2 separate regions of the Homo sapiens genome follow, and region 2 is linked to region 1. The links are chromatin loops, found by intact Hi-C in ENCODE. Cell type or tissue: K562. All regions are shown on one strand. Each heading gives the region's core, and the rest is flanking DNA. Links, peaks and the distances in the headings are about the cores only.

The links. A loop is a pair of places that touch in the nucleus more often than their neighbours do. Peaks named below come from ENCODE experiments on the same cell type or tissue, not always from the same donor. Only the 100,000 strongest peaks of a DNase experiment are listed, where the experiment ranks them.
Region 2: it touches region 1 in a loop (3-fold over the local background); 3 of 110 quality-filtered maps call a loop at or near these places.

The regions. Positions count from the first base shown.
Region 1 is chr19:55,211,261-55,223,621 of GRCh38, forward strand. LOC124904771 (a long non-coding RNA gene) reads left to right here and starts at 4,329. Exons shown (of 2, transcript XR_007067346.1): 1 at 4,329-5,449; 2 at 5,836-6,165. RefSeq lists a silencer at 6,689-6,875. In K562, for the core only: no CTCF peak of the experiment used is centred there; DNase peaks (open chromatin) are centred at 4,839, 5,341 and 5,881; H3K4me3 peaks cover 1,425 bases.
Region 2 is chr19:55,264,195-55,276,555 of GRCh38, forward strand. HSPBP1 (HSPA (Hsp70) binding protein 1) reads right to left here. Exons shown (of 8, transcript NM_012267.5): 4 at 10,204-10,428; 5 at 1,937-2,092; 6 at 1,692-1,788; 7 at 1,084-1,195. Among named protein-coding and RNA genes, the nearest start is that of HSPBP1, 9.7 kb to the right of the region's middle. RefSeq lists enhancers at 6,219-6,718, 12,046-12,155. In K562, for the core only: no CTCF peak of the experiment used is centred there; a DNase peak (open chromatin) is centred at 6,317.

The sequences.
Region 1 (12,361 bases), core at 2,870-7,869:
AGCTACTCAGGAGGCTGAAGAGGGAAGATCAGTTGAGCCCAAGAGGTGGAGGCTGCAGTGAGCTGTGATTGCACCACTGCACTCCAGCTGGGGTGACAGAGGGAGACTCTGTCTCAAAATTAACAAATAAATAAATAAGTTCTCACACCACCACTTTGAGAAGTCAGTTTCTCTGTCTCTGAGAGCCTCAGTTTCCCCATCTGTATACACAAAGGTTTGGTTGCGAGAAGTTTCCTTTCAGTGGGCACCGGATGTAATTCATGCCAATCACTTGCTTGGGTTTCTGTTTTAACCTTTCTCTGTTTCTCGTCTATATCTTAAAAAAAATTTTTTTTTTATTGAGACAGGGTCTTGCTTTGTTGCCCAGGCTGGTCTCGAACTCCTAGACTCAAGTGATCCTCCTACCTTGGCCTCCCAAAGTTCTAGGATTATAGGCATGAGCCACCACACCCAGCTGTCTCCCCTATACTTTTTGATGTCTCTCTCTCTCTCCTGGTCCTCCTCCTCCTCCTCACTGTCTCTTCCCTCTATCTCTCTTCCCTCCCATCTAGATCCCCAACTTATAAACATGCTCACCCTCCCTGTCTATAAAAAAATGCATCACTTACATTGACTCCACACCCACCGTCCTACCACACCCTACTTGCTTTCTCTTCAAAACCCAACTCCTCGGCCGGGCATGGTGGCTCACGCCTGTAATCCCAGCACTATGGGAGCCCGAGGCAGGTGGATGACCTCAGGCAGGAGGTCAGGAGTTCAAGACCAGCCTGGCCAACATGGTGGCCATCTGTACTAAAAATACAAAAATTAGCCGGGCATGGTGGTGCATGCCTGTAATCACAGCTACTCAGGAGGCTGAGGCAGGAGAATCGCTTGAACCCAGGAGGGGACACTGCAGTGAGCCGAGATCGCACCACTGCACTCTAGCCTGGGTGACAGAGGGATACTCCATCTCAAAAAACAAAAAGAAACAATAAAAAAATCAACCACTCCACAAAATGACCCACATTCCCCAGCTTCCAAAGTCCTCCTGGAGCAGCTGCCTGTGTATGGGGAAGGCAAACCAAAAACAAAACCTGTAGGACCTCGGACTCGGGCCCTCCAACTCCAGTCCCTCCTTCAGATGAATGCAGCCCCAGCCAACATCTTAGCAGCAACCTCAGGAGAGACTCGGCCGTGCTCCTCTTTTCCCCTTAAGAACAGAAATTTCCACGGAGCCACTAATGAGAGTCCCATTAGCACGACCCTCATCACCTGAGTTCTTTTCAATTCCTCTTACCTGTGTGATGAGAAGCACCAAGAGAGCGTTGCTTGGTGTATGTAATGATACCATCTCTAGGTCTGGTGAGCAGGAACCAGAGTCACCACAGTGGGGCAGCAGAGGGCCTGGGCTCAGGTTTCCCAGAAGCAGAGCCTGAGGCAGGGATTCAGATGCTCATGAACTGTTTGAGGGTTTGCTTTCAGAAGACAGAGAGTGATGAAAGCAGTATGGGGCAGAGGAAGGAGCCAAGTGAGGCTATCACTTCAGAGGGATCCCATCACAGAGACAGGATCTGAACTTTTAACCTCTAATCTTTGTCTATGGGCTTCTCCAGGGGTGAGAGTTTCATGACTTTCCTAGTAAAACACGTTCCTCTCAGGTCAAGAGCAAGTTTTTTGTTTTTTTTGTTTTGTTTTGTTTTCAGATGAAATCTCGCTCTCACTCTGTCACCCAGGCTGAAGTGCAGTGGCACCATCTTGCCTCACTGCAACCTCCACCTCCCGGGTTAAAGGATTCTCCTGCCTCAGCCTCCCGAGTAGCTGGGATTACAGGCGCCTGCCATCACACCCAGCTACTTTTTGTTGTTGTTGTTGTTGTTTGTTTGTTTGTTTGAGACAGAGTCTGGCTCTGTTGCCCAGGCTGGAGTGCAGTGGCTCGATCTCAGCTCACTGTAAGCTCTGCCTCCCGGGTTCACGCCATTCTCCCGCCTCAGCCTCCGAAGTAGCTGGGACTACAGGTGCCCGCCAACATGCCCAGCTAATTTTTTATATTTTTTGGTAGAGATGGTGTTTCACCATGTTAGCCAGGATGGTCTCGATCTCGTGACGTCGTGATCCGCCTGCCTTGGCCTCCCAAAGTGCTGGGATTACAGGCGTGAGCCACTGTGCCTGGTCAATTTTTGTACTTTTAGTAGAGACGGGGTTTCACCATGTTGGCCAGGCTGGTCTCGAACTCCTGACCTCGTGTGATCCGCCTGCCTTGGCATCCCAAAGTACTGGGATTACAGGTGTGAGCCACTGCGCCCAGCCAAGACCAAGTCTCTTGAGAATGTGGCATCTGCAAGCAGCCAACACTGCTTAAGAATGAGTGCTCAGTGCCTGCAAAGGAGATCTGGGTGAAGCACCAGCGACGTCCACCCCTAAAGCCTCACACCTGTTACCAGTCCTGAGCCAGTTCTCAGTCTTGGAACCCCTTCCATGTAGCGGATGCTTTTCCCTCAGGGAGGACTCACCGATACTAGTCAAAGTACATACTGTAAACCTTCCTCCCAGTTTCTCCTAAAGGCCAATATCCATGGTCGCTGGGGATTAGAGAAAGAGAAAAGGCTACTGGACTCTGACTCTGAATCAATCCTAATTTGGAGGCACACACAGGTCACCGTGAATCATGGTCTGACTGGTGTGCTTGGGGCTGTCAGGTAACGAACGGAGGGTTCACCTAAAGACCATCACACAGTGGGTCAACGGGACTCTAAAGACCCTGTGTGGCTCCTTCCTCAGGCCTTGAGAGTGAAGTTGAAATCGACATTCTCATAAAATGGCAGACACAATGCTTTGGCTTCCCTGATCTGTAGTGTGAAAGCTTTGATGGTGGGAAGAAGAAATGGAAGCCCCTAGAAATTCCCCCATCTATATTGGGCCAGTCTTTCATTGCTATAAAGAAATACCTGAGACTGGGTAATTTATAAAGAAAAGAGTTTTAATTGGCTCGCGGCTCTGCAGGTTGTACAGGAAGCGTGGTGCTGGCATCTGCTCAGCTTCTGGGAAGGCCTCAGGGAGCTTTTCCACTCATGGCGGAAGGTGAAGAGGGAGCAGGCACATAACATGTCGAAAGCAGGAGCAAGAGAGAGAGGACGGGAGGTGCCACACACTTCTATTTTTTTATTTTATTATTATTAAATTTTTGAGATGGAGTTTCCCTCTGTCACCCAGGCTGGAGTGCAGTGACACCATTTTGGCTCACTGCAACCTTCACCTCCTGGGTTCAACTCCCAGCTAGTTTTTGTATTTTTAGTAGAGATAGGGTTTTGCCATGTTGTCCGGGCTGGTCTCAAACTCCTGACCTCAGGCGATCCAATGCACCTCGGCCTCCCAAAGTGCTGAGATTACAGGTGTGAGCCACCGCGCCCGGCCTTGCCACGTACTGTAAAATACCCAGATCTCTTGTGAGCTCACTCATCACCATGGGGATGGTACTAAACCATTCATGAGGGGTCCATCCCCAAGATCCTAACACCTCCCACCAAGTCCGGCCTCCAACACTGGGGATTCCATTTCAACATGAGATTTGGTGGGGACACAGATCCAAACCATAGTATCATCCTTCCCAAACAGTCAACCCAGGGAATCACAGAGATCAGCGCCAGCATCAAGCCTTGGAAAACACAGGGGTGGGATATGGGAGGGTGATTCCTAAACATTATCCTTTGATTCACATGATTAATCTATGCAGGAGCTTATGGATCTTGGAAGACAGAAGTAAGAAATGGTGATACTGGCCGGGCTCAGTGGCTCACGGCTGTGATCCCAGCACTTTGGGAGGCCAAGGAGGGCGGATCACGAGGTCAGGAGATCAAGACCACGGTGAAACCCCGTCTCTACTAAAAATACAAAAAATTAGCCGGGCGTGGTGGTGGGCACCTGTAGTCCCAGGTACTTGGGAGGCTGAGGCAGGAGAATGGCGTGAACCCGGGAGGCAGAGCTTGCAGTGAGCAGAGATGGCGCCATTGCACTCCAGCCTCGGAGACAGAGCGAGACTCCGTCTCAAAAAAAAAAAAAAAAAAATGGTGATACCCTCGGAAGTGGCTGGTCTTCTCAGGGTAAGGTCTCCTTCAGCAAATCAGCACAGCCCCTGGCACCTGATATTCAGCTAATGAACTGGAAAAGGCGTTTTGCCTATAGAAGTTAGCCTGAATGAAGAGTGTTCTTTACTCCAACAGTGACAGAAGGTCAGTGTGATTCCCTTTAGACTGTCTGGGACCTCGGTCATCTTATCAACCCATAAGACATCACGCTGTTCCCCCTCACTCCTGGATAGCAATTTATCCTCACTGGAATGGACACTTACAGGTGTTTATTAATTTCTCAGTGATTTGTTGAATGAATGAAGGAATGAATGAATGAATGATGTCTTTACCTTGAGATTGGAGTTCTTTCAGATTTGCTCTCTGCCCACCTCACCAGCCTCTTCTCCTATCTTTACTCCAGCTACACAGATGTCCGTGCATGTTTTTCTTAGCACTCCAGGTGGATTCAAACCTCAGGGCCTTTGCACACACTGTTCCCTCTGCCTGGTAAAATATTTCTCCACCAGCCAGGGCCTACTTCTCTTTCTACTTCTGGTTGACCCCAGATACAGTTGGCCACTCCCTCCTATGTTTGGAGCCAAACTAAACAAATCTCTTATTATAATACTCATCACATTGTCTGTGGCTTTGCCTATTTTTCCTTTCTTTTATCAGAGTGGAAGAAGCTTCTTTGGGTAGAGACAAGTCTATTCATCTTGGGGGACATCAGGCCAACTCCACACCGAAGGCTGATGAAACTTCAGGCAATATCCCTTCATCTGAATCTGATGACGTGTGTCACGTTTTCCAGGTCCACACTCAGGGATCTGGTCTGCGTTTTCATGTAAGCTTTCTCCACTCTCACTTTCCCTGGACTCTCATCCAGGATTAGATTTTTTTTTTTCTTTTAAATGGAATCTCATTCTGTCACCCAGGCTGGAGTGCAGTGGCACCGTCTCGGCTCACTGCAACCTCTGCCTCCTGGGTTCAAGCGATTCTCCTGCCTTGGCCACCACGCCTGGCTAATTTTTGTATTTTTAGTAGAGACGAGGTTTTGCCATGTTGACTACGCTGTTCTCGAACTCCTGACTTCATGTGATCCACCCGCGTCAGCCTCCCAAACTGCTGGGATTACAAGCATGAGCCACCACGCCTGCCGCGATTAGATCATTGATCTCATTGCAGGTGAACCAGTCCAGACCCCCATCCAGGTTTTCCAGCTTGCTCGCTCCTCACGCTGTGGCTGTGTCCTGTGTTGCCGTGTTTCCGCTGAATCCAGCCCTTGTTTTCGCTCTTCCTGGCCTTGCGGGCAGCCAGGATTGAAAGATCCAGGAAGTGACAGGGGCCTGACTCATCAACTTGTAAGAGAGCTGGGGTTCTCCTAGATCCATGCTCGCACTGAGGTGAGAAATGAGAAGCCAGGGCCGGGAGCCTCCTGGGGGTTGGCTGCCAACGCCAGGCAGGCGGGGAATGGTGATTTTCGCTTGTATCGTGGAGGATGCCACGCACAGACGTGAATAGAAAGAGCCTGGACCGTGTCCTGAGGTCAGCGACTGAGGTCCTGGGTGGGGCCAGCCAGGACCTGCCCGGGGGCTACTGCCCTCTGAATCAATACCTCCAGGGACCCTACGTTGACACCCATGGCCTCCCACTCTCCACCCCTCAGTCCTGCGTGCGGCACGTAGTGCTCACTGGGCGTCTGTGTAGGGGGTTGAAGGCTGAGGCTGGAACAAGGGCGTGGCGGTCGCAGGCTCCAGGGCACGACGGTCCTTCCTCTTCCCCTTCTCAGCCACATCTGGGGCTCCGTCCCTGCAGCCAAGGCTCCCTGGCGCTGTCCTTGGTGCTGACGCGGTTCTGGAAGTGCGGTGCCAGGGTGGCTGGTGCGGCTCCCGATGGAAAAGCCCCACCAACCCCACAAAGCAGACTCGGGAGAGAACACGCCACCGTCTTTAGCGAATCTTACCAACCCAGGGCCAAAGCGCCCTGCACCCCAGAGCAGCACTCGTGGTGGGAACACAGGCTGATGTAATAAACAGAAAAGTGACTGCGGGGGATGGGGAAGGCGGGATGTCCTTAGCGTCCCATGGAAAAAACATATTTCCTCCAGATGGGATCATCGATAACTTTTTTGAGTCTTGAGTAAATAACTTCGGGCGGGGCGCGGTGGCTCACGCCTGTAATCCCAGCACTTTGGGAGGCCGAGGCGGGTGGATCACTTTAGGTCAGGAATTCGAGACCAGTGCGGCCAATATGGTTCTGAAAATCCCGTCTCTACTAAAAAGACAAAAATTAGCCAGGCGTGGTGGCAGGCTCCTGTAATCCCAGCTACTCGGGAGGCTGAGGCAGGAGAATAGCTTGAACCCGGAGGTGGAGGCTGCGGTGAGTCAAGATCGTGCCACTGCACTCCAGCCTGGGCGACAGAGCGAGACTCCGTCTCAAAAAAAGAAAAAACAAAAACAAAACAAAACAAAACAAAAACTATGAGAAAATTCCATCCCCCATTGTTCGGAACCCAGGAATCTGGGCGCTGTGTGGTTTTCCATAAAAACTGGTATATTCGTTTGCTAGGGCTACTACAACAAAGAGCATAGACTAGGTGACCCAAACAGCAGAGATTTGTTTTCCCACCGTTCTGGAGGCTGGAGGTCCAAGATGAAAATGTGGGCAGGGTTGGTTCCTCCTGAGGCCTCTTTCTCCTTGGCTTGCAAATGGCCGTGTTCTCCCTTGTCCTCCATGTGTCTGTGTCCTAACCTCCTCTTCTGATAAGGACACCAGTCAGGTTGGATTATGGCCCACCTTAGTGTGACTTTTTTTTTTTTTTTTTTGAGACAGCATCTCACTCTGTCTCCCAGGCTGGAGTGCAGTGGTACGAACACAGCTCACTGCAGCCTCTACATCCTGGGCTCAAGTGATCCTCCCACCTCAGCCTCCTGAGTAGCTGGGACTACAGTGGCACATCACCATGCCTGGCTTACATATATATATATATATATATATATATATATATATATATATATATATATATATAATGTATATATATATAAAATGTATATATATGTGTATATATATATAATGTATATATATGTGTGTATATATAATGTATATATATATAATGTGTATATATATAATGTATATATATATAATGTGTATATATATAATGTATATATATATAATGTGTATATATATAATGTATATATATATAATGTGTATATATATATAATGTATATATATATAATGTGTATATATATATAATGTATATATATATTTATTTATTTATTTTAGACCGAGTCTTGCTCTGTTGCCAAGGCTGGAGTGCAGTCCCGCGATCTCGGCTCACTGCAACCTCTGCCTACCAGGTTCAAGCGATTCTCCTGCCTCAGCCTCCTGAGTAGGTGGGATTACAGGTGCCCACCACCATACCCGGCTATTTTTTTTTTTTTTTTGAGACAGAGTTTTGCTCGTCGCCCAGGCTGGAGTGCAATGGCATGATCTCAGCTCACTGCAACCTCTGCCTCCCGTATTCAAGAGATTCTCCTGCCTCAGCCTCCTGAGTAGCTGGGATTACAGGTGCCTGCCACCACACCCACCTAATTTTTTTGTATTTTTAGTTGAGATGGGGTTTCACCATGTTGGCCAGGCTGGTCTTGAACTCCTGACCTCAGGTGATCCACCCGCCTCGGCCTCTCAAAGTGCTGGGATTACAGGCGTGAGCCACCATGCCTGGCCTAATTTTTTTATTTTTAAGTAGAGACAGGGTTTCACCATGTTGGCCAGGCTGGTCTTGAACTCCTGACCTCAAGTGATCCACCTGCCTCTGCGTCTCAAAGTGCTGGGATTACAGCCGTGAGCCACCATGCCCAGCTTGGCTAATTAAAAAAAAATCTGGGGAGATGGGGTTCTCACCGTGCTGCCCAGGAAGATTTCAAACTCCTGGGCTCAAGCAATCCATCTGCCTCAGCATCTCAAAGTGACCTCATTTTATCTTAATCACCTCTTCAAAGACCCTGTCTCCAAATACAATCACATTCTGAGGTACTGGAGGTTGGGACGCCAACTTACAAATTTTTGAAGGAGGATGAAATTCAGTTCATAATAGCAGGGATGAGCTTTATGCCCCCTGAAAAAGACATACTTCCCCAGGTAGATTCATCTGTTAGTGTTTTTTGTTTTGTTTTAGACAAAGTCCCACTCTGTCACCCAGGCTGCAGTGCAATGGCACGATCTTGGCTCACTGCAACCTCCACCTCCCGGATTCAAGCGATTATCCTGCCTCACCCTCCTGAGTAGCTGGGATTACTGGCGCCCACCACCATGCCCAGCTAATTTTTGTATTTTCAGTAGAGATGGGGTTTCGCCATATGGGCCAGGCTGGTCTGGAACTCCTGACCTCAAGTGATCCACCTGTCTTGGCCTCCCAAAGTGCTTTCTTTTTTCTTTTTTCTCTTTTTTTTTTTTTTTGAGACAGAGTCTCACTCTGTCGCCCAGGCTGGAGTGCAGTGGCGTGATCTCGGCTCACTGCAAGCTCTGCCTCCCGGGTTCACACCATTCTCCTGTCTCAGCCTCCCGAGTAGCCGCCACCATGCCTGGCTAATTTTTTGTATTTTTAGTAGAGACGGGGTTTCACCGTGTTAGCCAGGATGGTCTCGATCTCCTGACCTTGTTATCTGCCCACCTCAGCCTCCTGAAGTGCTGGGATTACAGGCATGAGCCACCGCACCCGGCCCCAAAGTGCTTTCAAAGTATTGATTCAAAACTATGGCACAATCCCAACCCCACCCCCACTGCTCAGAACCCAGGGAGCATTGGGTTTGGTAGATTCCTTCTTCCACACCCAGAATAAATTTTCTCAGCTCCATTCCCCAAATGATGCTGACTTGAGGCAGGGGAAGAATGCTTTGGTAGCTCAGGGGAAAGGACTGTGGAGTTCCTGTCTTTCCCTCTTCCAAGATCCAAGGGTGCTAGCGACCTTTCTGTGTTCATGGTCAGAAGCAAGGAGGGAGAAAGACCAGGAACCACACAGCTCTTTGTCATCTCACAGGCAGGAAGCATCCAACAGAGGCCAGCTCTGGGGGGCATGCTGGGCCACATCATTTTTGCCAGTGTCCTGGAATAAGGAAGTGTAGGATAGTGAGGAAGGCAGACCGTGGGGCTCCTCCCTACCATGCTCATCAGGGCATCCAGGTGAGGGATGAAGCTGTCCTAAAGTCTTTCCAGAACTCACACACACGTGTCCCCACCTCTCCCCTCCTTGATCATGTCTCCATTTTACGTATTTACTGATCATCTTCTGCTATTGTTAAAGTCTAAGCTGAGGGGTGAAACCACAGCAGAAAGCAAGGAAGGCTCGACCCCAGATCACACAGGGAGAGGTGGACAGACAGCATGGCTCCGCCCATTTGCAGCCATTTCTGGGCCTGTAGGCTCTGGCAGCTCCTGGGATTGCTGTCCTCGGTGCTGAATACGCGTTTGTTGGGGGCACACCTGACAAGTTTGTCATTTTCAGGGAAAACCCAGTCTCTCTCGGCGCTGAGGAGAAAACATGGCACAGCCCTTCTCAGTCCTCTAGCAACCCTGGACTCTGCAGGAGAAAAGAGAGATTCCCTACATTTGTTTCTATGAGAGAAGGGAAGGCTGGAGCAGGGGAGTGGGGGAAATCTCTGCAGTCCTCTCGGAAAGCAAACCCTTCTACACCTGTGATCCCATGTGATTTAGCAGAGCCCTGAGTTAAAACTAGGCCATGATGACACTTGGTGACACAAACATCTGACAAAAGAGCTGTACCCTTTATATTTTCAAAGACTTTCTACAAATTAAGGAAGGCAGAAGACCCATTTAATGGGCAATGGACTTGAAGAGACACTTTACCAAGAATATCCAAATGGCCACAAACACACACACATACACACAAATGGGAATGTGTTCAACTTCATTAGTCATTATGGAAATTAAACCACAAGGAAGCACCAGAACACTGCAGCAGAAGAACTAAAATGGAAAAGACGAACAACCAACTATCTGCAAGAATATGGGGCAAATGAAGCTTCCTCACATTGCTGGCAGGATGGTAAACTGGTAAGCTGCTTTGAGAAATGGTTTGTCAGTAACTACGAAAGCCTAAGGTACGTATACCATCACTCAGCGATTCCACTGCTAGGCAGACATCTGAGGGAAAAAACTTCCTGTGTGCTCCAAAAGACATGGACAGAAATGTTCATGGTAGCTTCATTCATAGTATCCCAAAACTAGAAACATAAAATGTTCATGAAGGGAGGGATGAAACAATAAGTTGTAATACATTCATGCGATAAATAGTACACAGCAATAAAAATAAAAACACCCAGCATGGATCCACATTTCATCCACAATGTTGAGTGAAGAAAGCCAGAATCAAATAACTACATACTGTATAATTCCACTTAGAGAAGTTTCAAGGACAGACTACACTAATTTACGATGATAAAGATCAGGAGACTGGTCACTCTTGGGGAAGGGAGGTACAAACTGGAGGGGAGACAGGAGAACCTGCTAAGATGCAGAAAATTTATTTTTTTTTAATTTTATTTTTGAGATGGAGTTTCGCTCTTGTTGCCCAGGCTGGAGTGCAATGGTGCGATCTCAGCTCACCACAACCTCCGGCTCCTGGGTTCAAGCAATTCTACAGGCATGCACCACCACACCCGGCTAGTTTTGTATTTTTAGTAGAGACGGGGTTTCTCCATGTTGTTGGTCAGGCTGGTCTCGAACTCCCAACCTCAGGTGATCTGCTTGCCTCGGCCTCCCAAAGTGCTGGGATTACAGGCGTGAGCCACCACACCAGGCTATTTATTTTGAGACAGAGTCTCACTCTGTCACCCAGGCTAGAGTGCAATGGCACGATCTAGGCTCACTGCAACCTCCACTTCCCGAATTCAAGCGATTCTCCTGCCTCAGGCTCCCGAGTAGCTGGGATTACAGTCATGTGCCACCATGCCTGATTTTTGTATTTTTAGTAGAGACAGGGTTTCACCATGTTGTCCAGGCTGGTTTTGAACTCCTGACCTCATGATCTGCCTGCCTTGGCCTCCCAAAGTGCTGGGATTACAGGCGTGAGCCACCGTGACCGACTATTTATTTTTTGAGATGGAATTTTGCTCGTCGCCCAGGCTGGAGCACAGTGGTGCGATCCTGACTCACTGCAACCTCCACCTCCCGGGTTCAAGTGATTCTCCTGCCTCAGCCTCCTGAGTAGCTAGGATTACAGGCATGCACCACCACGCCCAGGTAATTTTCTTGTATTTTTGGTAGAGACAGGGTTTCATCGTATTGGCCAGGCTGGTCTCGAGCTCCTGACCTCAGGTGATCCACCCGCCTCAGCCTCCCAAAGTGCAGGGATTTCAGGCATGAGCCACCTCGCCTTTCAGCCCACACAATGAAGGTTTATGAAGCCCCAGATTCCAGGGCCTCCACCACAACCCCATCTCTGCCACACTTCTGGTCCCACTGGGGGCCGTGGTCCCTGCCCACTGGACCCAGTAGGTGTAGGTGTGGGGGTCTGGGCCCCGGGGGGATATACACCTTAGTGTAACAGAACTCAGGGTCTGAGCCTGTATCCTCAGATCCATGACCTGGCCGGGTAAGGAAAGGAAGGGAAGGGGGTCAGGGTTCCTGCAGGAAGGTTATCTGAGTGGCCTTAAACAGACCCAGTTGTCTCTTACTTGTAGTTCTCAAGAGTAACAGTAGAATGTGCTGGGAATGCAACATCCGGAGATATGGAGGGACTGGCCAGGCGGCCTGGGCTCCATTCCTGCCTGCCCTAGAAACAGGATGCCCTTCAATGCTTGAGCCCGGTGACTCAGGTTTCCCCCAGAGTAGAAAACCCAGGGCTGGGTACTTTTTGGGGTCCCTCAGCTGCCATACAAGTGAGGCACACACAGTTGTGACCCTATCCTCCCTAGGCCACTTTCCTAAGCCTTGGGGGACCAGCTTACAACGGACCCTGGGATTCTGCTGTCCCTTGCTGCCCATCTGTGAGAAACAAGCCCACTTCATGTAACTTTTTGCGTGTGGCGTTCTGTCTCATCACTCTGGCAAGTTGGTAACCAGTGCACAGTGAACCTGCTTCACAGACCACACCCCATAGTCCCTGGGCCTCCAGAGCAAAGGGAAGCATCCCCTCCTTCCCACAGCCCTGCTTGCTCTGGAAGGATGCACCCTATCAGTGGGGCCGATGCCAGAGGCCTCCTGAGGCCTCCTACTCCCCAAGCCCAGAGTGCTCTCACCCCTCGCCCGTGGCCTCTGTGAGCGTCTGGCTGGGGCTGTTGACCTCATGCTTCTGG
Region 2 (12,361 bases), core at 3,564-8,563, 54 kb after region 1:
CTGACCTCATGATTTGCCTGCCTCGGCCTCCCAAAGTGCTGGGATTACAGGCGTGAGCCACCATGCCTGGCCATGTAGTACACTTTCAATACATACAGACACTTGACAGTGTCTACACAGGAATGAATCTAATAGAATATAACGTCCCAAGGAGGTGGGTGCGTTTGCTAAGCTCGGCTTTGCTGAAGCACCAGCATTGATTCATTCACTTCAACAAATTAATGCATTACTTAATCAGTTAACTATTTGAATTTTAATTAGTTGTGATTTAGCATTTGTTACTTATCTAGTTATCTAATGAGTTATTTATTTGCCCCTTATCTAATTAAATATCTGATGACTTGTTATTTATCACTTGTTATTTACCCAAAATAATTGGTTATTTTTTGCCATTTGTTATTTCTTGTCAATTTAATGAAATAGTTAAATCATTAAGACATTTGAGTGATATTATATTCAATTTACATTTACTTAATGTAAAACAACTGTATTGGGTAATTTAGATAATAATTCAATGATTGGGCAACACTTTAAGAATCTCCAAGCTCCTGTCTCCTTGCTGTCTCTCCTACTCTGACACAGCACGGGACGAATGCTAGGCATGAAATAAACATCTGCTGAATGGAAGATAAGTGAAATGCACGAGAACACGAATGAAAGCCTGAACCAGCGGACCCAGGAGCCCCCAAGGGCAAGGACTGGCTGGCTCTGCCCCTACTAGGGTCCCCACTACCACACTTGGTCTAACCTGGGGAATTCCTCACCCCCCAGGCCCCTCCCCCTCACACCTGGTCCTCCTCACACCCTGTCCCTTCCCCAACTCACCTGGTCCTTCTGGAGCCGCTGTCCCCTCCCCCGGCACACGATCCTCCTCGAACCCCATCCCCTGCCCCTCACACCTAGTCCTCCTTGCACCCCGTCACCTCCCCGTGTACCTGGTCCTCCTGGAGCCCCTGTCCCCTCCCCCTGGCACCTGATCCTCCTCGAACCCCATCCCCTCCCCACACACCTAGTCCTCCTGGAGCCCTTGTCCCCTCCCCCTTGCACCTGGTCCTCCTTGCACCCCGTCCCCTCCCCATGTACCTGGTACTCCTCATGCTGCTGCAGCAGCTGACAGCGGTGGCGGAGGAGCTCCTCCAGGCCCAGTTCCGGCTCCCGACACTCGCGCACACCCTGCGGAAAGTCTGTCACCAGGCTGTGAGGGACATGACAGCGGCCCTTAGGACCTCCCTCTAGAGGCCTCACTGACCCAACCCTATCGCCCGCCCCGTCCCCTGGCTCACTCAGGAGCCTGGCAAGTCGCTGCCCCACAATGGGCCTCCATTTCCCCATCTGCGGAATGGACCTCACGCTGCCCCTGGCCCAGGGTGGGTGCTGAGGGGCTCAGCACAGGGCCTGGTGCGTGTCAACTCTGGTGTGCTGTTGAGAGCTCCAGCATCATCTGATTAGACACTAATCCACTGGTGGGGGCGTGTACAGAAGCCTCTCTCCCTCCTGCAAGGCCTCTGTGCCAGCCCTACTGGTGAGGAAACTGAGGCTCCCTGACTCCTGCTCCTTTCTGGCCCCACACCCTTCCTCTCTACGGGAAGGTCCCAACTCCTGAGTCCCTACGGGCTGATTCCTGAGCCACCCCCACCTTGAGAGGACGGGGCCCCCACCCCAGGCCCCGTCCTCTCAAGGAGCCAAAGTACCTGCACAGGGCTCCAAGCACGTGCTCGTGGAAGGGGCTGTGCTCTGTCCGCACCAGGGCCACCAGCTGCTGGACCATCCCCATGGAGCACAGGGTCCCTGGGGGGAGGGCTGCAGGGGTCAGAGGGGCAGCCCCACCCATCTCCTATGCCCTCCCCGGGATGCCTGTTCCTCCCCTTCTCCCACACCTGCACCCACCCCAGGGCGTCTGCTCCCCACTCCTGCCCTCACTCAAGGGCTGCCACACCTTTGTGTTCAGGGTGGCCCACCAGCAGGTTCTGCAGCAGGAATGCTGATTTGACCTTGAGCTTCTGCACCTGCTGCTGCATGGCCCTCATCAACACAGAGAAGCCGTCCAGGCGGAGGAACTGCAGCAGCCCAGCCTCCTGCTCTCGGACCAGACCTGGGAGAGGGGGAAAGGTCCTGAGCTTGCAGTCACCACCACCACCACTGTCATCACAAGCACCATCACCAACATCATCACAACCACCATCACCAACATCATCATCACCACCATCACCACTATCTTCACCACCATCACAATCATCATCATCACCATTCTCATCCTCACCACCATCACCATCACCACCATCCTCACCACCACCACCATCACTATCACCATCACCACCACCACCATCACCACCACCATCATCACCATGACATCACCAACATCACCATCACTATCACCATCACTATCACCATCACCACCACATCACCATCACCGCCATCATCATCACTACCATTAACAATATAATTATCGTCAATCATCGTCACCATCATCACCACCAACCACTATCATCCCTTGCCATGGGCCTGCATATGCAAGCATTATCTTTTTTTGAAGTATGCTTTTGAGATATAATTCACAATCCACACAGTTCAGCCTTTTAAAGATATTCACAGGGTTGTATAACCATCACCACTAACTCTAGGAAATTTTCATCACCCCCCAAAGGAAACCTATGAGCAGTCATTCCCAATTTCCCTTCCCTCTGGCCCCTGCAACCACAGATATACTTTCTTCCTTTATGGATTTACCTGTCCCAGACATTTAATATAAATGTGTCCATAAAATACGTGACCTTTTGTGTCTGACTGCTTTCACTCAGCATGATGTTTTCCAGGTTCATTCATGTCGTAAGTGGTATCAGCACTTCATTCTTTTTCATGGCTGAATAACATTCCATTGTATGGATATACCATATTTTATCCATTCCTCCATTGATGGAAGCATCATCTTTTTTAATTTTTTTATTTTATTTATTTACTTATTTATTTCATTTTGAGATGGACTCTCGTTCTGTTGCCCAGGCTGGAGTGTGCAGTGGAGCAATCTTGGCTCACTGTAACCTCCGCTCGCAGGTTCAAACTATTCTTCAGCCTCAGCCCCCCAAGTAGCTGGGATTATAGTAACCTGCCACCACACCCGGCTAATTTTTGTATATATAGTAGAGACAGGGTTTCACCATGTTGGCCAGGTTGGTCTCAAGCTCCTGACCTAAAGTGATCCACCTGCCTGGGCCTCCCAAAGTGCTGGGATTACAGGCATGAGCCATTGCGCCCGGCTGTGTCATCTCTCTCTTTTTTTTTTTTTTGAGACAGAGTCTTGCTCTATCATCCAGGCTAGAGTGCAGTGGCACCATTTTGGCTCACTGCAACCTCTGCTTCCCAGGCTCAAGCTATTCTCCTGCCTCAGACTCCCGAGTAGCTGGGATTACAGGTATGCACCACTACACCCAGCTAATTTTTGTATTTTGAGTAGAGACAGGGTTTTGCCATGTTGGCCAGGCTGGTATTGAACTCCAGACCTCATAATCCACCTGCCTCAGCCTCCCAAGGTGCTGGGATTACAGGCGTGAGCCACCGTCCCCAGTCCGCAACATCTTTTAATCCTCACAATTATCCTGGAAGTGTGTGCTTTCAGAATTCTATTTTACAGATGAGGAAACTGAGGCCTAAAGAGCCAGGCTACACAGCATGCATGACCTTTATCCAGAGGGCAATGAGAACTCTGGAAGGACTCCCAGCAGGATGAGAACTGACCTTTGGAGTGCACCTCCAGTAAGGTGCCCCCTCCTGGGTAGGCTCTAGGCCTGTGCTGGCCAAGAAGGACAGAAGCTGCTAGTAGCTTGTGGCCACTAAACACCTGATATGTGGCCAGTGCAACTAAGGAAAAGAGTTGTTCATTTCATTTAAGTTCCATTCATTTAAACTTAAGGTGAAAAACTGAAGCAGTGTAAAATATTTTCCATTAAACACAACGTTGGCTGGGCGCGGTGGCTCATGCCTGTAATCCCAGCACTTTGGGAGGCCGAGGTGGGCAGATCACTTGAGGTCAGGAGTTCGAGACCAGCCTGACCAACATGGTGAAACCCCGTCTCTACTAAAAATACAAAATTAGCTGGGCGTGGTGGCGTGCGTCTGTAATCCCAGCTACTAGGGAGGCTGAGGCAGGAGAATCATTTGAACCCGGGAGGTGGAGGTTGCAGTGAGCCGAGATTGCGCCATTACACTCCAGCCTGAGCAAAAAGAGCGAAACTCCATCTCACACACACACAAAAAGAAAACCAAAAAAAGAAAAACACACACAACGTTGTTGCTCTGGCGCACTCCACACTACCCCTGAAAACTCAGCATGTTGCGATGTGCTTCATTTGTAAAATGCACACACTAGGTTTTGAAGACTTAGCATGACAAAAAATACAGTGTCTCATTAATAGTCCATATTAATTACACATTGAAATTATAATAGTTTGGACATATTGGGTTACATATTTATTTATTTTAGTTTATTTTATTTCATTTTTGAGACAGAGTCTCGCTCTGTCGCCCAGGCTGGAGTGCAGTGGCAGTTGGCTCACTGCGACATACGTCTCTCGGGTTCAAGCAATTTTTATGCCTCAACCTACCGAGTAGCCGAGATTACAGGCATGCCCCACCATGCCTGGCTAATTTTTTGGTATTTTTAGTAGAGACAGGGTGTCACCATGTTGGCCAGGCTGGTCTTGAGCTCCTGGCTTCAAGTGATCCACCTGTCTCGGCCTCCCAAAATGTTGAGATTATAGGCATGAGTCACCACGCCCAGCCAGATGTTATTTAATTAAAGAAAGAAAAAAGAACAGGCATGCATGGACTGGAAAACACAAAGACTCCTCTCATTCAATCTGTAAGCAAGGCCTGTCAGCTCTACCTTCAAAATGTACCCAGGAGAGACCTGTCCCCTTTACGCCAGGGTTTCTCCACCTGGGCACGGTTGGTATCTGGGGCCAGATCATTCTGGGTTGGGAGGCCCGTCCTGTGCATTGCAGGATGTTGAGCAGCATCCCTGGCCTCTACCCAGTAGATGCCAATAGTCCCTCTCTCCCAGCTGCGACAACTAAAAATGTCTCCAGACATTTGTCTAAATGTCCTGTGGAGGACACGATTGTCCCTGTTTGAGAACCACTGCTCCCTACCACAACCTTGATCTCTTGCCTAGGTTATCACCATAACCCCCCAGCTCACCGCCCACCTTCCACCCACCCTCGCCGCATTCACCCTCTTCTCTGTGCAGCAGTTGGGGGCAGGGATCACAGTATGGCTGCCGTCATTTTTGGAAAGAAAGCCAAAGTCATCACTGCAGCCCACACATCTCCCTTAAAAAAGTTACGCTTATTCAGCGCTAAAAAGAAATGAGCTATCAAGCCAAGAAAAGACATGGAAGAACCTTAAAAGCAGATTACTAAGCCAAAGAAGCCAGTCGGAAAAGGCTGCAGATTGCATGGTTCCAAGCATATGACATTCTGGAAAAGGCAAAACTATGGAGACAGTAAAAAGCTCAGGGGTGGGATGACTAGCGGGAGCACAGAGGATTTGTAGGGCAGCGAGATTCCTCTGTAGAATACTACAGTATGGATCCATGTCATGATACAGTTGTCCAAACCCATAGTACATACAGCATCAAGAGTGCGCCCCAGTGTCAACTATGGACTCTGGGTGACAATGAGGTGTCCATGTAGGTTCATCGATTGTAATAAATGTGCCACTCTGGTAGACTGTAACAAGGAACCACTTTGGAGTGGCTCCACAGAGGGCGAGCGAGTCCATCCCCTCCTGTCCTGGGAAGGGCAGTGGCACCACCGCCTCGGGCAGCAGGAGCTGAGGGGACGTACCCTGCAAATGGCTCCCAGCACGGAACTCCAGTAATGGTACTGGACAGCCACACAATGGCATACCCTGCAGCCACCAAAAAAAAGGACAGATGCCACTGAATGGTATACTTTAACATTTTCATGTGAATTTTACCCCCGAGCAAAAAAAAGAATGGCATCCAAGCTCCCAGAGCTCTTGCCCTGCATCGTGCACAACTTTCGCTGGGGAAGCCGACCACCACGTGGTGAGGCCGCTCACGCAGCCCGAGCTTCCTGCCAACTGCCAGCAAAACTCTGCTAGCCCCGGGGCGAGCCATGGTGGAAGCCCATCTCTAGCACCCCTTCCTCAGAGGGGGATTGTGAGGGATCAATGAGGTGCAGCGCACAGGGCTTAGTGCAATGAGACCTTCAGGGAACGAGGCCCGGCTGACGGCTGACCACAACCTCATGCAACCTCATGCAACCTCATGAAGACGCAAAGCCAGAAGCCGCCCTCCTCAGCAGGGGCCACTGCTGCATTCCTCACCCGCAGGAAGGGGAAAGATAAGCTACTGTTGCTTAAGAAAAAAGGACAGAGGCAGGTCAAGGTGCGCCACAGTCAGGATGGCCTGTGCCAGCCGTGCACATCTGAGGAAACGAGATTAATCCGTGTGTCTGTGTGCACACATACCACACACGACACACTCCACATAAGCACACACCACACACCCCGTATACACACACCACATCCACACATCCCACACACGCCATGCACATCCACACACCACACATACGCACCACACATACACACCTCATATGCACCCCACATACCCCACACATATACATACATCCCCCCAGCACACACATCCCACACACATACACATGCAACACACACACCACACACACCTCCACATATATACCACACACCACACAACCCATGTACACGCTACACTAACACACGACACGCCAAACACCCCACATACACACCATACACACCCTACACACGCGCCACACACCCACTACACACACACATCACACACACACCACACACACCCACATTTGTTCTTACAGATTTATTAAAATCTCTGGAAGCAGAAACAGGTATAACAGTGGTTTTCTCTGGAATGGGGACCAGGTTTGGGGACAGGGACCATTTGCTATGTACTCTTTTGTACCTGGTGAACGATGTGACTGTCTCACAGATTTTTAAAAATATGTAATGACTTTTTTTTTTTTTAGACAGGGTCTCACTCTGTCACCCAGGCTGGAGTGCAGTGGCACGATCTCAGCTGACTGCAGCCTCTGCCTCCCAGGCTCAGATGATCCTCCCTCCTCAGCCTCCCAGGTAGGTGGGACCAGGTGTGAACCACCAAGATGACCTAAAGACTTCTTTTTTAATGCAAGCTATTAGAAGAAAACTCTGCCAGCCCCTCTCTACCCTGCTCTGGCCCTCGGGACACCATGTCCTTCTCTCTGCCCTTTGTGGCCGAGCTGCCCCATGTCTGTCTGTCCCTGTCACCCTAGTTTTGGCTGTGACTTTCCAAGTGCCCCTTTCCTTGCCTCATCAGAATGCTTCCTTCTTCCGGAATCTCCTCCTACCCAAACCCTCCCTGTTCTCCTCCCAGCCTCTGCATGGCTGGGGCCACCATCTGCCAGGAACACAACACTGATTCCAGGACTCAGGATACATGGGGGTGAGGGAGAGAAAGAGGGTGTTGGACCCCCCTCACAGCCCCCATTTCAATGACCAGATAGGCTGCTGGAATTAAAAAATAGCCAACCTCAGGCCAGGCACAGTGGCTCATGCCTATAATCCCAGCACTTAGGGAGGCTGAGGTGCTCACCTGAGGTCGGGGGTTTGAGACCAGACTGGCCAACAGGGTGAAACCCCGTCTCTCTGTACTAAAAGTACAAAAAAAATTAGCTGGGCATGGTGGCATGTGCCTGTAAACCCAGGTACTTGGGAGGCTGAGGCAGGGGAATCCCTTGAACCTGGGAGGTGGAGGTTGCAGTGAGCCGAGATTGCGCCACTGCACTCCAGCCTGGGCCACAGAGCGAGACTCCGTCTCAAGAAACAAAAAAAGAAAAAAAAAAAAGCCAACCTCGAACAGATTAAATGTAGAGTTACGATATGACCCAGCAACTCCACTGCTAGGTATACACCCAAGAGAACGGAAAACAAATGTCCATAAAAACACCTGCGCAGCTATGTCCACAGGAGCACGAGAGCCCAGAGATACAAGGAAACCAGGGACTGTCAGCAGACAGGCGGAGGAAGAGGCAGGGCACGGTGGACCCACGCAACAGGACACATTCAGCCGCGGGAAGGAACACAGCACTGCCACCCGCCACCACTCGGGGACCTTGCAGCATATGAAAGGAGCCAGGCAGAAAAGGCCTCACGGTGTGGGATTCCGTTTGTACAAATGTCCCGGAGAGGGAAATCCTTAGAGGCAGTAAGTAGATTCATGTTGCAGGGGCTGCGGGAGAGGACGGACGCCGAGTGATTGCTTAACGGGTACAGAATTTCTGCTTGGGGGAGAGGATGAAGATGTTCTGAAATTTTGGCCGGGCGCAGTGGCTCACGCCTGTAATCCCAACACTTTGGGAGGCTGAGGCGGGTGGATCACCTGAGGTCAGGAGGTTGAGACCAGCCTGGCCAACAGGGTGAAACCCCGTCTCTACTAAAAATACAAAAATTAGCCGGGCGCGGTGGCGGGCGCCTGTAATCCCAGCTACTTGAGAGGCTGAGGCAGAACTGCTTGAACCTGGGAGGAGGAGGTTGTAGTGAGCCGAGATCGCGCCATTGCGCTCCAGCCTGGGTGACAAGAGCGAGACTCTGTCTCAAAAAAAAAAAAAAGAAAGAAAAGAAGAAAATGTTCCAAAATTAGATAGTGACTGCCGATAGCCATACCACCCCGAACGCGTCTGATCACATCTAAAATTAGAGAGTGATGATGGCTGCACAGCACTGAATACACTAAGAAGTACTACGTTGTTTTTCTGGTTTTTGTGTTTGTTTTCAGACAGGTCTTGCTCTGTCACGCAGGCTGGAGATGCAATCATGGCTCACTGCAGCCTCAACTTCCCAGGCTCAGGCAATCCCACCACTTCAGTCTCCTGAGTAGATGGAGGTACAGTCACGCACCACCACGTCCAGCTAATTTTTTAATTTTTGTAGAGACAGGGGTTTCCCTATGTTGCCCAGGCTGGTCTCAAACTCCTGGGCTCGAGCAATTCTCCCGCCTCGGCCTCCCAAAGTGTTAGGATTCCAGATGTGAGCCACCACGCCTGGCCAAGAGTACTAAGTTATACACTTTAAAAGGATGAATTGTATGGCCTATGAATTACATCTCAATAAAGCTGTTAGAGAAAATAAAAGGAAAGAGTCCAGTTGGGGCGCTAGTATAGCACATGCAGGCAGGCATCCAGCACATACGAAGAGCTCCACCAGGCTGGGATCCTGGCTCTGTGTGTCCTCTCCAGACCCCCTGGCCCGATCCCTCCCGTGTGGAGGAGACACAGTGGGCCCAACTTCAGCAGGTGTGCATAAGGATTCAGCGAGTCAACACCTGGCATGGAGAAACTGCCCCACAGATGTTGGTTTTTGTCCCGTCCCTGTGCCCGACCTGGTGCCTGTGTCCCAGGCGGCAGTATTTGGGGGAGTCCTGGCCAGCTCTGCCCTATGGAGCTGCAGAAACCTGGCCGTGTCCCTCTGCCCACACCTCAGTTTCTTCCCCTGTCAAATGAGGATGCAAACGGTCCCTACTTCACAGGCCATTAGGATAAAAAGAATTTGTGGCTGGACATGGTGGATCACACCTGTAACCTCAACACTTTCAGAGGCCAAGGCGGGAGGATCCCTTGAGGCTAGGAGTTCAAGACTAGCCTGGGTAGCAAAGCAAGTCTTGTCTCTATATAGGTTAAATGAAAAAAAAAAGAAGAAGAAGAATTCATGTACAGCAGGGGTTCTGACCAAGGGGCTTTCTACATCTAGGGGCATTTGTGCGCTGGCAGGTGGGGTGATAGTGTCTCTCCATGGCCTGGAGGCCACCCACCAGATGCTGCTCAATGTCCTGTAGTGCACAGGACGGCCCCCGAGAGAGTGAACCAGCGCCAGTGTGAACAGTGCCCAGCTGAAAAACTGCTGTGTGCAAAGCGCTCACGCTGAGGGCCAGGTGGTCTCCCCGGGAAGTGGTCACATCTGCTGCCTGGCTAGCAGGGGGTTTGGCCGAGTGCGCCACTCACTCTGCCCGCAGCACTCAGCCGTGCAGGGGTCCAACAAGCATGGGAACAAACGAGGGAAGGAGATGCCTCTCCCTCTGCCCCAGCAGATCCCGGGGGCCCACCCGGCACCCCCCCCCACCGCCAGCACCCCTGTCCCCAGCCCCACCCGGACACTCACAGGAGATGGCGAAGAGGGCCTTGACGCGCACCGTGTCGCAGGCGTCGCGGTCCAGCAGCCGCAGCAGCTTACGCAGGGCACCCAGGCCCAGCACCTGCTCCTGGATGGCTGCCACGTTCTGACTGCACGTGCCGATGAGCTGTGCCGCCCGCCACCGCAGTCCCGCAGCCCCCGCCTCCAGGTACCGGCCCACCAGCAGGTGCATGCCAGACAGCTGGCAGAAGTCTGTGCCACAGAGGGGAGCAGAGAGAGGCCAGATGTTAGGGACTGAACCGTGCCCCCCAAAATGCATGGGTTGATGTTCTGACCCCCAGTACCTTGGAATGTGACTGTTTTTGGAGATGGGATCTTTAAAGAGATCATTAAGGTAAAATGAGGTCCTTAGGGTGGGCCCTAATGCAATCTGACTGGCGTCCTGATAAGAAGAAGAGATGAGGACACAGACACCCACAGAGGGACAACATGGAGGGAGGACACAAAAAATGCCTTCTGCAAGCCAAGGAGAGGGGGGCTCAGGAGAAACCAGCCCTGCCCACACCCTGATCTCAAACTTCTAGCCTCCAGAGCCGTGAGAAAATACATTTCTGTTTTTAAAGCCAGTAGTCTGTGGTGCTTGGCTAAGGTGGCCCTAAGCTGACCACTACAGCTGCTGAGGCCGGGAGAGCCAGGCCGGCTCCCACAGGGACGCAGCTCTCTCCAAACACCCAACCAGAGGTCCCCCCAAGGCTAGTACAACTCGATTCCATCAGCATTTGGGGCATTAGGGCCCCAGGCTCCAGACTACTAAATGCCAGGACTGATCCTGGTCTTTGTGACAATCTGAATGTCCCCAGGGTCAGCAAACCACAGCCCACCTCCTGTTTTTGTAAATAAAGTGGTATTGGAGAGCGTGGCAGTTCCTAAAAAAATGAAATACAGATTCCCCGTGACCCAGCAATTCCGCACCAAGGCACAGACCCAAAAGAACCAGAAGTAGGGACTCAGATACTTATATACTCAAGTTCATGGCAGCATCATTCATAAATGACCCAAATGTCCTTAAAGGATAAAGGGATAAATATAAACTGCTCTAGCCATACAACGGAGTATTACTCAGCCATAAAAAGGAATGAAGCAGCTGGGCGTGGTGGCTCAAGCCTATAATCCCAGCACTTTGGGAGGCCAGGGTGGGCAGATCACTTGAGGCCAGGAGTTCGAGACCAGCCCAGGTAACATAGCAAAACAGGGTTTTTGCTATGTTATATACTAAAAATACAAAAATGCCAGGCCTGGCCAGGTGCGGTGGCTCATGACTGTAATCCCAACACTTTGGGAGGCCAAGGTGGGTGGATCACGAGGTCAGGAATTCAAGACCAGCCTGGCCAACATGGTGAAACCTCATCTCTACTAAAAATACAAAAATTAGCTGGGCATGGTGGTGGGCGCCTATAAGCCCAGCTACTCAGAAGGGCAAGGCAGGAGAATCGTTTGAACCCGGGAGGCACAGGTTGCAGTGAGCTGAGATCGCGCCATTGCACTCTAGCCTGGGCAACAGGGTGAGACTCTGTCTCAGAAAAAAAAAAAAAAAAAATTTGCCAGGCCTGATGACATGCACCTGTAATCCCAGCTGTTTGGGAGGCTAAGGTATGAGAATCACTGAAACCCAGCAGGTGGAAGTTGCAGTGAGCTGAGATTGCACCACTGCACTCCAGCCTGGGAGACTGACTCAAAAAAAAAAAAAAAAAAAAAAGGAATAAAGCTCTGACACACGCCACAACATGGGCACGCCGCCTTTAGCACAATCAGCCAGACACAAAAGGTCACGTTATAATCATCTATATGAAATGTCCAGAACAGGCAAATTCATACAGCCAAAACGCTGATTAGTGGTTGCCAGGGGACCGGGGGAGGGCCGGCCTAATGGGTGCTGGGTCTCCTTTGCAGGCAATGGAAAAGTTCTGGAAATAGAGGTGGTGTTGCACAACATTCTGAATTGACTGTAAGTGGTATAAACAGTCATATGGGAGGATGTTCCCCTCAGCCCACCTTCATCAGCACTGTGCATCTTCATTAAGACAGAGAAGATACACATATATATTTATATTTATATACACAGAGAGCGCACGAGGCCAGGGAGGAAGTGGTATCTTTGGCTTTCGTTCTCATTTGATTACTAATA